3 separate regions of the Homo sapiens genome follow, and all the other regions are linked to region 2. A link is a contact called in ENCODE Hi-C or POLR2A ChIA-PET data. All regions are on one chromosome and are shown on one strand. Each heading gives the region's core, a stretch centred on a gene start or an enhancer-like site at or near the end of the contact. The rest is flanking DNA. Distances are from core to core; before and after follow the strand shown. Region 1 holds the start of ABHD16A (abhydrolase domain containing 16A, phospholipase). Region 2 overlaps TNXB (tenascin XB). Region 3 holds the start of LSM2 (LSM2 homolog, U6 small nuclear RNA and mRNA degradation associated).

Region 1 (3,885 bases), core at 724-3,223, 380 kb before region 2:
GAGACAGGGACAGGCAATCAATACACACACACACACACACCTGCCATTCCAGGCATATACTATACACTCTGAGCAAGATGGACAACCTGAGGGATATCATATCATATTTGGTGTATGACACCATGAATACAGTAGGTGCTCAGTATTTGTTGAAAAGTAGTGTGTCAATGTAATGGAGGCTGGGAAAATTTGGTACAGGCTCTATTTTCTTCCTCTGGAATTATGGAAGAATTATGTCTTCCATCTCCAGACATAATTCCATCACATTTAAAGGCAGTCTCTCTGTCTACTCAAGTTAATCAAGCCTTTTCAATTGGCCCTGCTCAGGACAGCCCCTGGCCTGGTCCCCAAGAGATGCGCAAACGTCACCACAGGAACTGTGCCAGAAAGAACAGCTGTCCCTGCAGCCAAAGAGGTTAGTTGCCAGGGAGGACAGGTCACTGGGGAACTGCAGGACTTAGCACCTGCAGATGGTCCCAAGAGTAAACATGTTTTCCTTACGGCTCAGGTTGCCCCCAGAGAAAGCAGTGCTACATACCAAAGGGGAGTGCCAAGTATGCACATTTAGAGTGTGCCTGTGTGTCTGTGTTGGAGAGGTCTGCTGCAGAGCCCAGGGCATCCCCCAACCCCAGGGCACTGTTGCTCCCAAGTTAGGGAGGGCTAAGTTCAAGAGGACAGGTGGGTCTGAAAGATGCAGAGTCCCAGATGCCAGGGTAGACATACCAGTGCCAGGATGCTGTCAGCATGTTTCTCCAGGGCACGGGGCTGATAGTACGTATCCTGCCAAAACAGATGGCCTCCTTAAGGACCCTGCCCACTGGCAGGTCCTTTCCCTTCCCTTTCAGAAGCCCTGCTGTGTGTCCTCTGGTTCTAGTCTCGTTGACTATCTCTCTTGAAACATCCCTGGCCCCCACAGAAACTCCTCTTCCTCACCCTCACTCTGAACCTAATTTCCCACCCCTGACCATGGGAACAAACACAGGGAGCTGGATTTGGAAGCAAAAGTGAAAGCAGCATTGGACGATTTTTGCTCCTTTTCCACAGCCTAGTTTCAAATGGATTGCAGGCGCGTGCATGTGGGGAGAAGGGTTAGTTTGAGAAGAAAGAAAAGACACCTAGACAATCTAAGAAGGAAAGAAAAGCATCAGAAATAAGAGTAGTTGACTAAGAAGAGAATGTGGGTAGGAGCGGGCAGTTTGTAGGAGACAGTAACACAATGAGACAACTGATAAAAAGGAAGAGAATATTTAGAACAGCCTACCACCACCCGCCAGCTCTCCAGAATACAATGACTCGGGTCTCCAGGCTAGGTTGGGCGGGGGTTGAGGGGAGGACCGACGGATACAGGATCTGTAAAAGTCATTCTGAAATTCAAGGCGAGGGTAAAGGGAAGATAAAAACAGAGCCGGGGGAGGCATGAAGAGGCACTGAAGAAGAGGAAACTGGGAGTCTGACAGCAAAATTCAACGGCTCCCCAGTCCGCGCAGGGTCTCTTCCCGGGACTCAAGACTCAACTGGGACCGGCACGAACCACGACACACAGGGTCGGGGGGACGCGGAGAGGAAAGAACAAAGAGTGGCAGTCGGAATGAGAAAGCGGTAAAGAGCGAAAAAGAAAGGAGGCGGCCAGTCCGTAGGCGTGACTTTAACTCAGGAAGCACACAGAGCGCAGATTTTGCGGATAACTGGCTTGACAAGCAGGCTCCCCTTATTTCCCATTATGGGCACTTCTGGGGAGCAAAAGGCCGTAAAGGGTTTGGACTGTACCACGTTCTTCGGTGGGGAGGAACTCGACTCACCCAGGAGCTGGAATGGGGGGCAGTGACTGCCGTTGGCGTCTCAGGGACGCTGGCCGGGGCCCTTTCAGAGTCCCTCTCCCGGTAGATTTTGTAGAGCCGGGGGCCTAGGACGCAGCTCAGCAGCTTCGCCATGGCCCCGGCTCGGGCCGCTGCTCTTCCAGCAGCAGGTCCCCCTGCCGGCCCCGCCCTCCCTGCCTCTGAGGTGTTGTGTGCCCTTGACGTCAGCCCGTACCGGCTCCGCCTCCGGGCGAGTTGCGACATTTTCAGTGCTTCCTGAGAAGAGTTTCGCGCAGTTGGAGCTACGGGTACAGCAGTGGTCCGAAACTAGTGGAAGACCACTAGAACGCGGAGAATCAGAAAATTACCGGGCATGGTTCAATAATTTTTTTCTGTCTCATTATTGGCAGACTCTAGAGCGACAGCGGAAACGAGGGGTGAGATTAGGAGTACTTGATAAGAGTAACCGAAAACATAAGGTGTCTAGGAATGTATCTAGTACAAGAAATGCAAGGTTTTATGAAGAAAACTATAAAAAGTTATTGAAAAGGCAAACTGGCCCGGCCCGGCGCAGTGGCTCACGCCTGTAGTCCTAGCACTTTGGGAGGCCGAGGCGGGGGGATCACTTGAGGCCAGGAGTTCGAGACCAGCCTGGCCAACATGGTGAAACCCCATCTCTACTAAAAATACAAAAATTAGCCTGGCATGGGTGGTGCGCGCCTGTAATCCCAGCTACTCGGGAGGCCGAGACGCGAGAATCGCTTGAACGCGGGAGGCAGAGGTTGCAGTGAGCCGAGATCTTCCCACTGCACTTCAGCCTTGGTGACAGAGCAAGACTCTGTCTCTAAATAAATAAATAAAGGTAAACTGGCCCAGCGCGGTGGCTCACGCCTGTAATTCCAACACTTTGGGTGGCCGAGGGATGATTGCTTGCGTCCAGGAGTTCCAGGCCATGGCTCATGCCTGTAATTCCAACACTTGGGGTGGCTGAGAGAGGATTGCTTGCGCCCTGGAGTTCCAAGCCAGCCCAGGCAACATAGTGAGACCCCATCTCTACACAAAATACCAAGGGGGAAAAAAAAAAGACCTAGCAGGGTGTGGTGGTGCCCACCTGTAGTCCCAGCTACTTGGGAGGCCAAGGTGGGAGGGTCGCTTGAGCCCGGGAGTTTGAGATCGCTCCATGCACTCCAGCCTGGGTGACAGAGCCAGACCCTGCCTCAAAATAATAACAATAATAATTGAAAAAATAAAAAAAGAAAGAGGTAAACGAAAAGCTTTTCAATAAATGGAAAGCTACACCATGGTCCTGGATACGAAAATTCAGCACAGTAAGATATGCGGAATATTTGTAAAAAGAAAATAAATGAATCATTACTGTTATGCATGAACTGGATCTTAAAACCATGATGCTGAGTGAAAATAGAAAGCCACAGAAGAATGTATACGTGATACTAGTATATTAGATTCAAAAACACATAAAATTTAATGATAAAGCAAGTGGAGAAGAAAGAGAAAATTCAGAATTGTGGTTACACAGCATAGAGGATCTCTGACTGAAACGGAATATTCTTTTTTTCTGTTTTTTTTTTTTTTTTTTTTTGAGACAGGGTCTAGCTCTTTCACCCAGGCTGGAGCACAGTGGCACAATCACGGCTCACTGCCCTGATCCTCCACCTGCTGGGCTCAACCATCTTTCTGCCTCAACCTCCTGAGTAGCTGGGACTATAGGCCCACACCACCATACTCGGCTAATTTTACAAGGTCTCACCATGTTGCCCAGGCTGGTCTCGAACTCCTGGGCTCAAGTGAACCTCCTGCTTTGGCCTCACAGAGTGCTGGGATTACAGGCATGAGCCACTGTGCCTGGCCTGGAATATTCTATTTCTTTTTCTTTTTTTTTTTTCGAGACCGAGTTTCGCTCTTATTGCCCAGGCTGGAGTGCAATGGCCCGATCTCGGCTCACCACAACCTCTGCCTCTGGGGTTCAAGCGATTCTCCTGCCTCAGCCTCCCAAGTAGCTGAGATTACAGGCATGTACCACCATGCCCTGCTAATTTTTTTATTTTTAGTAGAGATGGGGTTTCTCCAT
Region 2 (3,978 bases), core at 464-2,963:
TGGGCCCCTTGCGTCGTCGAGGGGCCTGAGGGAGGAGGCTCATCGGTAGTCCCCAAGAGGCCCAAGGGTGAGGACCCTGGGAAGGGGCAGGGTGAGAAAAAGAGGAGAGTCCAGTATGAGAACTAGAAAGGAATCCCCAGTCCCCAGGTTCTGCCCTCCAGCCTCTAAGAGCCTTGTTCTACTTCTACTTCTGGTTCCCTCACCTGGGCCACTCCCTCCTCCCAAAGGTCAGCCAATCCTCCAAACACCCCCATCTACCACATTCCTGAGCAGACGGGCCTGTGCTTCAGGCAGGTAATAGGTAAAATAAAGCCTGCTATCCTTCACCCCACAAGGCTTCCATGACCTCCAGCCCCCGGAGACTTCCATGTCCCTCCCCACATACATCCCCCCCACTGGGTGGTGGTCAGGTGGCTTCCATTAGTGCTGCAGTGAGAAGCCTGGAAGAAAGACAGTGGTGTTAGAGAGGGAGGATGCAAGAGGAGAGTGGGCAGTGGGAAGAGAGAGAGGGTGTGGGGGTGGACATCCAGGTCAGGTGGCATCTGGGCCCTATGGGGGAAGAAGAGGTCCACCACCCTCCCCACAGCAGCCACAGGGTGCCCTTTCCCCAAGCCCAGACATCGTTCCTGTGGGAGAGACCAGCATAAAGTGAGCCAGGGGGTCTGAAAAGCCAGCTTAAGAAGCAGTGGTTTCACCTCCCCAATATACAGTTGCTGCCTGATGGCACCCAGGCCACCCCCACGCAGTTCTGATGTGTCCCTTCAAGGTCAAGGCCAAATTGTGGAAAACAGTAACCACTAACCACAGTCTTCAGCCACTCTCACCACAGTGAGTCAGAACGGGAATCACTGTTTTCAATTCCCAGCCCACTCAAACTGCTCCAGTGAATCTTTGCAGGTGCCCCAACCACATCACCCTCTATTGCCTAAAATAACAATCCTGGAAGTGTCCCGGGAAACCCCAAAGAAGGCGCTGCCTTGACCTTAGGCATCCACAGGATGGATGCCAGGACCCTGGGGTGGGGACGTCTTCTAGGGACAATGGACTCGTGCTTTGTCCTGGGGGCCCCCTGGAGCCCCGGCCAGGTAGGGCCTGAAGGTAGAAGGGGGCAGTGGGGGGTGGCAGTGGGAGGAATTCATGAATGCAGGCTCCAACGGCAGGTGAGGCTGGACAAGGGATAGGTGTCCCGTGGCCCCAGCCCACACTACCTGTGGTGGTGATGAAGGCGTAGGACTTGGAGGTCTGCCCCGCCCGCACCCCGTGGACCTCCACGTGGTAGGTGGTGCCGGGCCTGAGGTCGGGCAGGCTGACGGTGCGCGTGGTGCCCGGCACAGTCAGCTCACCGCCGGGGCCCTCTGCAGGCGGCTGAGGCCGCCAGCGCAGCACCACGCGCTCGAACTGGCCGCGGAGCCCGTCGAGAGACACGAGAAGCGCGCCATCGGCGGAACTGCCCAGCACCTCTGGCTTGGGGTGGCGGGACGCAGCCACCCGGTCGACGCCTTCAGGCGAGAGGCCGTAGATTCCCTGGTTGGAGTCCCGTTTCCTGGTGCCGGGATCAGGGCTGGCGGTGGGGCGGGGGTGGCGGGGCGGGGGTGCGGGGGAGCCGGCTGGGGCGGCGGCCAACAGACGCCGCTGCAAGTATTCATGGATGTGGCGCGCCACCGACGTGTAAGTCTGGTTGGCCCGCAGTGGGTAGCCGTGAGCCCGCAGGTGGCGCTCCAGGTCCTGCACCGTGCCGCGGAAACGGCTCAGCTCGGCCGTCAGGTTGCCCCAAGGCCGCCGTGGGGGCTGGGACAGGCTTGGCCTGGGCGGGGACTCCTCCTCCCTTTCCTCTGCTGGCCTCGAGGGCCAAGGGGGCCGTGGGGGCCGCGGGGCTGGGGCTGGCCGGGGCCGGGACTTGGGGGGCGGGGCTGGGGGGCGCACCTCCGGGTAACTGTAGTGGCCTGGTGCTGCCAGGGGCAAAAAAGGGGAGAACAGGTCAGTGGCAGCTCCCTCCCGGCACTCCTTCCCGCGGCAGCCCCTCCCTCGATCCCTCCCACCAGAGCCAGAGGCCTCTTCCCTGTGCCCCAGCCCCACCTGGAAAGAGAACGGAGGGAAATCGGTCAGTGTCCCGCAGCCCCCCCATTCCCCTCCAAGCCCACCACTGTTGGTGCCCTAGAAAGAAGAGAGAAGCCCGTGGGTGGGGCCCTGTAGCTGAAGGAGAGAAAGGGGAGTCGGGGAAGAGAACATGAGCTACAGCGAGGTGGGTGTCCCCCTGTCACAGGAAAAGAAAAATATCCAGGTATCTGTTAAGAAACCTCGAGGTTTAGTGGAAAATCACTGCTGTGAGACCCACCTCCCAGCAATCCCAATCCAAAAGTCAACAGGACTGATGATCTCTAATCTGCCTAATTCCAGTCCCACAAGATCTATCAGCACAAGGCCTGTCCCGGTACCTAAATTTAAAAAAGAACCTCCCTTAACTGACTGGATCAGGCAGCATCTCCTATTCACTTCTCTCCCTGGGGCCATTCCTTTCATAGGCTAACCTGTAATAACCTTCCTACAGGACTCCAGGCATCTGAGGGCTCTGTCTCCCCAGTGGCCTCAGGACAGAGCAAGGCCCCCAGCAGGTGCCTCGAGACTGCCACACACCTGCCAGAAGCATTCAGAGGAGTCTGTGAGCCCTGAGCCTGGGCTCCTGAGGAGGAGGATCCAAGGCTGGGAAACCAGGGCCCTTCCCTAACCTCTGGCCAGCCATACCTGTGTTGGCCCTGACAGAAGCTGGGTAGCTGACTGCCCGGCCCCGCTCCGCTGTGACAGTCACCACATATTCTACGCCTGGCATCAGGTCAGTCAGCAGCGTCCCGTCTGCTTCAGGGGGCACTTCCAGCCTCACCCTCTGGTTGCCGGCACTGACGTAGGACACCACAAATCGGTCCACCTCAGCCTGGGGACGCAGCCAGCCAAGCTCCAGTGTTGTCGGTGTCACAGCCACCACTCGGAGGTCCTGGGGCCCATCGATCACTAGCCAGGTTAAAGAGGAGGACTCAGGTGGGTGTCTGGTTCTTCAATCATCATCTTTCCTTCCAAGAGCCTAGCCCCCATCCAGCCCCTTCCTTCTGCCCTCCCGGAGGGCAGATTCCCTCTCTAGTCCAGATCTCCACTCAGGACACCCCTCCCCACAGCCCCAGCTCTCACTGGTGGTGATGGTCTTGGAGGCAGGAAGGCCCCAGCTGGTCCCTCGAAGGGCTCGGACAGTGACCTGGTACTCCTGTCCAGGGGCCAGTCCTCTCTGGTCATAGGCTGAGGCAGAGCTTGGAACCCGTGCTGTGAATGGGGGGCTCGCCCCCTCTGTCTGTGAGAGAGAGCACCAGGTGGCTCAGGGGCTGGCACTCTTGCCTCTGCTGCTCAATCCCCCTTATCTCTTCTTTCTCCAATTCTAAACAGTGTCAGCATGGTACTGTGTGGAACTTGACCCTGTACAAGCTGGGGAGCAAACATGCTGAGAGCGCTAACTCCTTGTGAGCCACTGTTCTAGGCGAGGTACACACATGAACTCACTTAATTCTCACAACAACCCTACGAAACAGGTCCTATTAGTCCCATTTTACAGATAAGGAAACTGAGACACAGAAGGACAAGTATCTTGCCAACGTCACCAACACCAAGAAAATGGCAAGAATTTAGGCCCTAGCAGTGTGATCCCAGAGTCCCCTCTCATGGGCACCCCCTATTTATCTGTCAGAGTCCCCTCTCATGGGCACCCCGTGTTCATCTGCCAGAATTCCACCCAACATGCACCAGGACTCTCCCTCCAGCTTTGCCCTGGCAACTCTGACTACCTGGGCATGAGGAGCCTTTTCCTAAGCTTGGTCCTGTCAGAACAAATGAAGTAGATCAAGGATGCCCCTTCAAGTTGCACTTTCTCCTTAAAGGGTCTGCCTCACCCTGAACCTCCTCGTAGATGCCTGCTCATGGCTGTGTAACAGGAGTGGG
Region 3 (4,244 bases), core at 302-2,801, 280 kb before region 2:
AGTGCAGCAGTGTGATCTCAGCTCACTGCAACCTCTGCCGCCCAGGTTCAAGCGATTCTCCTGCCTCACCCTCCCGAGTAGCTGGGATTACAGGCACCAGCCACCGTGCCCGGCTAATTTTTGTATTTTTAGTAGAGACAGGGTTTCACCATCTTGACCGGGCTGGTCTTGAACTCCTGACCTCGTGATTCGCCCACCTTGGCCTCCCAAAGTGCTGGGATTACAGGCATGAGCCACACGTCCAGCCCGTGAGCCACTGCGCCTGACCTGTATTTACTCTTTAAACTATATATTGCTTTGTATTGTTTTCCAATACACGATACAATCTCTAAGCTTATCTGTAAATTTAAGGCACAAGGCATTTATTTATTGCTAAATTTTAAAATTTTTCTTAGAGATGGGGTCTTGCTCTATTGCCTGGGCTAGAGTGCAATGGAGTAATCACTGCTCACTGCAGCCTCAAACTCCTGGGCTCAAGCTTTCCTCCTTCCTCAGCCTCCCAAAGTGCTGGGATTACAGGCTTGAGCCACTGCACCCTATCCATTTATTTCTTCTGTACATCTTCCACCTCGCCTAGCCCTGAAATATTTCTCAAATTAAAGAGGTTCCAGGGCCCTGGGCACACCCACCCCCAACAGACTTGTTGGAACAGGTACCTACCTCAGGTCATTCTTTAGTTCCACGACCACATCCTTGCCCACAAGGGACTTGAAAAAAGAATAGAAGAGCTATTGGGAGAGAGGGGGAAAACCATCATGTGGGAAGGAGCATGGTAGGGAGGAGTGTCCTTTGACAGTATTACCAAATACTGGTATTGTGAACCCCACTGCATCCCTGACAGTTCTCAAAATTTCACAGGAAAGAATAATTGGTTGACAGAGCTGAAAGGCTGGAGCCCAAATTATTCTGCACACTGCACTGAGCCCATCACTTAAAGTCCCAGAGAGACTCTGCCCTGCATACGTCGGCCTCCCCACTGTGCTCTCTCAGTCGACCACCTTTCTCGGGTACCTGCCCACTCCTTTCAATGAATTGTAGAAAATATCCCACCCGCACCCTGCCGAAGCTTGCCTGGCAGAGAAGTGCTCTGAGGTCTAACTTTTCCGTCTCCCGCTATCCTCACTGAATCTCTCTCAGGGTTGGGGTTTTTTCCCTCATCATGGAAAAAATATCCCATTTGTTCTCAGTGCCTCCTCAATGAACCTGAGAAACAGTACAGTACTAAAGATGAAGATAAAAACTCCGGACCTAACTCCAGCCTAGGGGTACAAAGGCCAGATCCCCCGCCCCAACCATGCGAGGTCCCCGAGGGCGCCCCCTTTTGACGTCACGGTACCCACCATGGTGCTGGCGCCGCGGGCAGCGGGCCGGACCGGGAAGACAGCAGGGTGCTGCGAGCAGGTCTGGGGAAACCGAAGCGCGAGCCCGCGCGTGGGGCGAGGCGGGACCGCGCAGGCGCAGCGGGAAGCGACGCAGAAAGCTCCAAGCGCTGACGGGCAAAGCGCGGCCGACTTGCGGCTGGGGAGCGCAAGCTGGGTAGAGTAGAGGGGAGGAGGAAGCCGGGAAAGGGGCGGGGTTTCCTTCATTCCGACTTCCTCCCTGGCCGGCCGGCTCCCATTGCGCAGGCGCGGACCCTAGCCTGGGCTGCCAGACGGGTGGCGGGACTCAGCGCCTGAGCTCAAAGGATTTTGTTCTTTTCCAGAATCCTGCCATCTACAGCGTGATGTGTTTGTGCCCTACACACACTTCCTATCGAGAATTGTGGGGAGTTTGTTAAGATTATGAAGTGTGCACTTTTCTATATTTGTTAAAGTAAAAACATAAAATTTAAAAAATAAAATTAAAAAATGTTTTGAATCTTAAATTCAGCTGATAAAAAGAAAAAAAGGCCGAGGGCCGTGGCTCAAGCCTTTAATCCCAGCACTCTGGGAGGCCTAGGTGGGTGGATTGTGTGAGGTCAGGAGTTCGAGACCAGTCTAGCCAACATGGTGAAACCCCATCTTCACTAAAAATACAAAAAAAATTAGGCGTGGTCGCAGGCTCCTGTAATACCAGCTACTCGGGAGGCTGAGGGAAGAGAATCGCTTGAACCTGGGAGGCGGAGGTTGCAGTGAACCGAGATCGCGCCACTGCACTGCAGCCTGGGCGACAGAGCAAGACTCCGTCTCAAAAAAAAAAAAAAAAAAAATGACCGGGAGCAGTGGCTCACACCTGTAATCCCAGCACTTTGGGCGGCCAAGGCAAGTGGATCGCCTGAGGTCAGGAGTTCGAGACCAGCCTGGTCAACATGGCGAAATTCTGTCTCTACTAAAAACCCAAAAATTAGCCGGGTGTGGTGGCACGCGCCTGTAAATCCAGGAGGCATAGGTTGCAGTGAGTGGAGATCTTGCCATTGCACTCCAGCCTGGGCAACAAGAGCAAAACTCCATCCCAAAAAACAAAAAATGTTGAGGCCTGTAAATCCCAGCATTTGGGGAGGCTGAGGCAGGAGGATCATTTGAACCCAAGAGTTACAGTGAGCTACAATCTCCCCACTGCATTCCAGCCTGGGTGACAGAGCGAGACTCTCTCTAGAAAAAAGAAAATTATAAACAAACAACGTTGAGCAGTCCCAGAGATAAGGAGGAGCTGGAGCACAAATTTTGATTTTATCAAAGGTTACCAATAAATACATTTCTCCAAAGGAGCCAACCTCAATCTCCGCATTTCTTACACACTTTTGCCAAGACTGTCCTGTAAAGGACTGTGTAAAACTAAAGAGACTGTGGCTCACAGATACAAATAACCCAGTCTAACATTTCACTGTTAAATGTTTCAAACACAAACAGACAGAAATGCAGTTACATATTATTCTAACTCATATCCCCCAGGTTTTTATAAATATGTATTAGGACACAGGTAAAAGAAAAAAATGTTTTTGAGATGGAGTCTCGCTCTATCACCAGGCTGGAGTGTGGTGCCACGATCTCAGCTCACTGCAACCTCCACGTCCCGGGTTCAAGCGATTCCTCTGCCTCACCCTCCTGAGTAGCTGGGACTACAGGCACGCATCACCGTCCTCAGCTAATTTTTGTATTTTTAGTAGAGACGGGGTTTCACCATGTTGGGCAGGATGGTCTCAATCTCTTGACCTCATGATCCGCCCGCCTCGGCCTCCCAAAGTGCTGGGATTACAGGCGTGAGCCACTGTGCCCAGCTGGTAAAAATATTTTTTCATGGACTGAGACTTCATAAAACTTGTATTTGTCATCTTGCATAGACATACTTATTTGTCAAGAGTTTGTTATAGAAATATTTTCTGGGGCTGGGCACGGTGGCTCACGCCTATAATTCCAGCACTTTGGGAGGCTGAGGTGGGTGGATCACCTGAGGTCAGGAGTTCAGAACAGCCTGGTCAACATGGTGAAATCCCGTCTCTACTAAAAACACAAACATTAGCCGGGCATGGTGGTGAGCGCCTGTAATCCCAGCTACTCATGAGGCTGAGGCAGGAGAATCGCTTGAATCTGGGAGGCAAAGTTTGCAGTGAGCCGAGATCGTGCCATTGCACTCCAGCTTGGGCGACAAGAGCGAAACTGTTTCCAAAAAAAAAAAAAAAGAAAAGAAATATTTTCTCCATGTAATGGATGTAAACAATGAACTCTGTGAGTGCATAGATGCTGAATCTCCTGGACCTTACCTATAAGTGACATCAGGACATCAAGCAGGATTTGTCCCTCCACCCCCAGTTGAGTCCTAAACTCCAAAACCAGCTTGTAACTGATTAAAAGCAGTTATAGTTTGCCATCTGTTCCATCTGTGCTAAAGGTGTCTGAGGATCAAAAATTATGTGGCTGATTGAAACAATGAGTTCATGGGCCGGGCACGGTGGCTCACGCCTGTAATCCCAGCACTTTGGGAGGCCGAGGCGGGCGGATCACGAGGTCAGGAGATCGAGACCATCCTGGCTAACACAGTGAAACCCCGTCTCTACTAAAACAATACAAAAAATTAGCCGGGCATGGTGGGGGGCACCTGCAGTCCCAGCTACTCGGGAGGCTGAGGCAGGAGAATGGCGTGAACCCAGGAGGCAGAGCTTGCAGTAAGCTGAGATTGTGCCACTGCACTCCAGCCTGGGTGACAGGGCGAGACTGTCTCTCAAAACACACACACACACACACACACACACACACACACACACAAAATGAGTTCATGAAAATTCAAATACTTTACCCTTACCAATTTAATCATTCACAGTGACCTCA

What was found. Hi-C counts contacts between places; a loop is a spot of excess contacts on that map. ChIA-PET counts read pairs that join two places held with the same protein, here RNA polymerase II (POLR2A). Pooled maps may share reads with other maps.
Region 1: a loop to region 2 is called in a pooled map, with 3 times the contacts of the local background. The contact joins the promoter of ABHD16A here to the enhancer-like site in region 2. A Hi-C loop is called at or near these places in 2 of 50 pooled maps. POLR2A ChIA-PET finds 5 or more read pairs at or near these places in 2 of 52 experiments (K562 and WTC11).
Region 3: a pooled map shows a loop between it and region 2 (2.6-fold over the local background). The contact joins the promoter of LSM2 here to the enhancer-like site in region 2. A Hi-C loop is called at or near these places in 1 of 50 pooled maps. POLR2A ChIA-PET finds 5 or more read pairs at or near these places in 2 of 52 experiments (AG04450 and MCF 10A).

The regions. Positions count from the first base shown.
Region 1 is chr6:31,701,351-31,705,235 of GRCh38, forward strand. It overlaps ABHD16A (abhydrolase domain containing 16A, phospholipase), which reads right to left and starts at 1,974. Exons shown (of 20, transcript NM_021160.3): 1 at 1,800-1,974; 2 at 724-780. The coding sequence starts at 1,931.
Region 2 is chr6:32,086,043-32,090,020 of GRCh38, forward strand. TNXB (tenascin XB) reads right to left here. Exons shown (of 44, transcript NM_001365276.2): 5 at 3,181-3,337; 6 at 2,743-3,006; 7 at 1-76. Among named protein-coding and RNA genes, the nearest start is that of TNXB, 21 kb to the right of the region's middle. Within about 2 kb of position 1,714, at least 20 of the 41 ENCODE cell types and tissues checked have a DNase peak (open chromatin) inside an H3K27ac peak, as active enhancers do.
Region 3 is chr6:31,805,415-31,809,658 of GRCh38, forward strand. It overlaps LSM2 (LSM2 homolog, U6 small nuclear RNA and mRNA degradation associated), which reads right to left and starts at 1,552. Exons shown (of 5, transcript NM_021177.5): 1 at 1,341-1,552; 2 at 661-728. The coding sequence starts at 1,343. HSPA1L (heat shock protein family A (Hsp70) member 1 like) reads right to left here. Exons shown (of 2, transcript NM_005527.4): 2 at 4,205-4,244.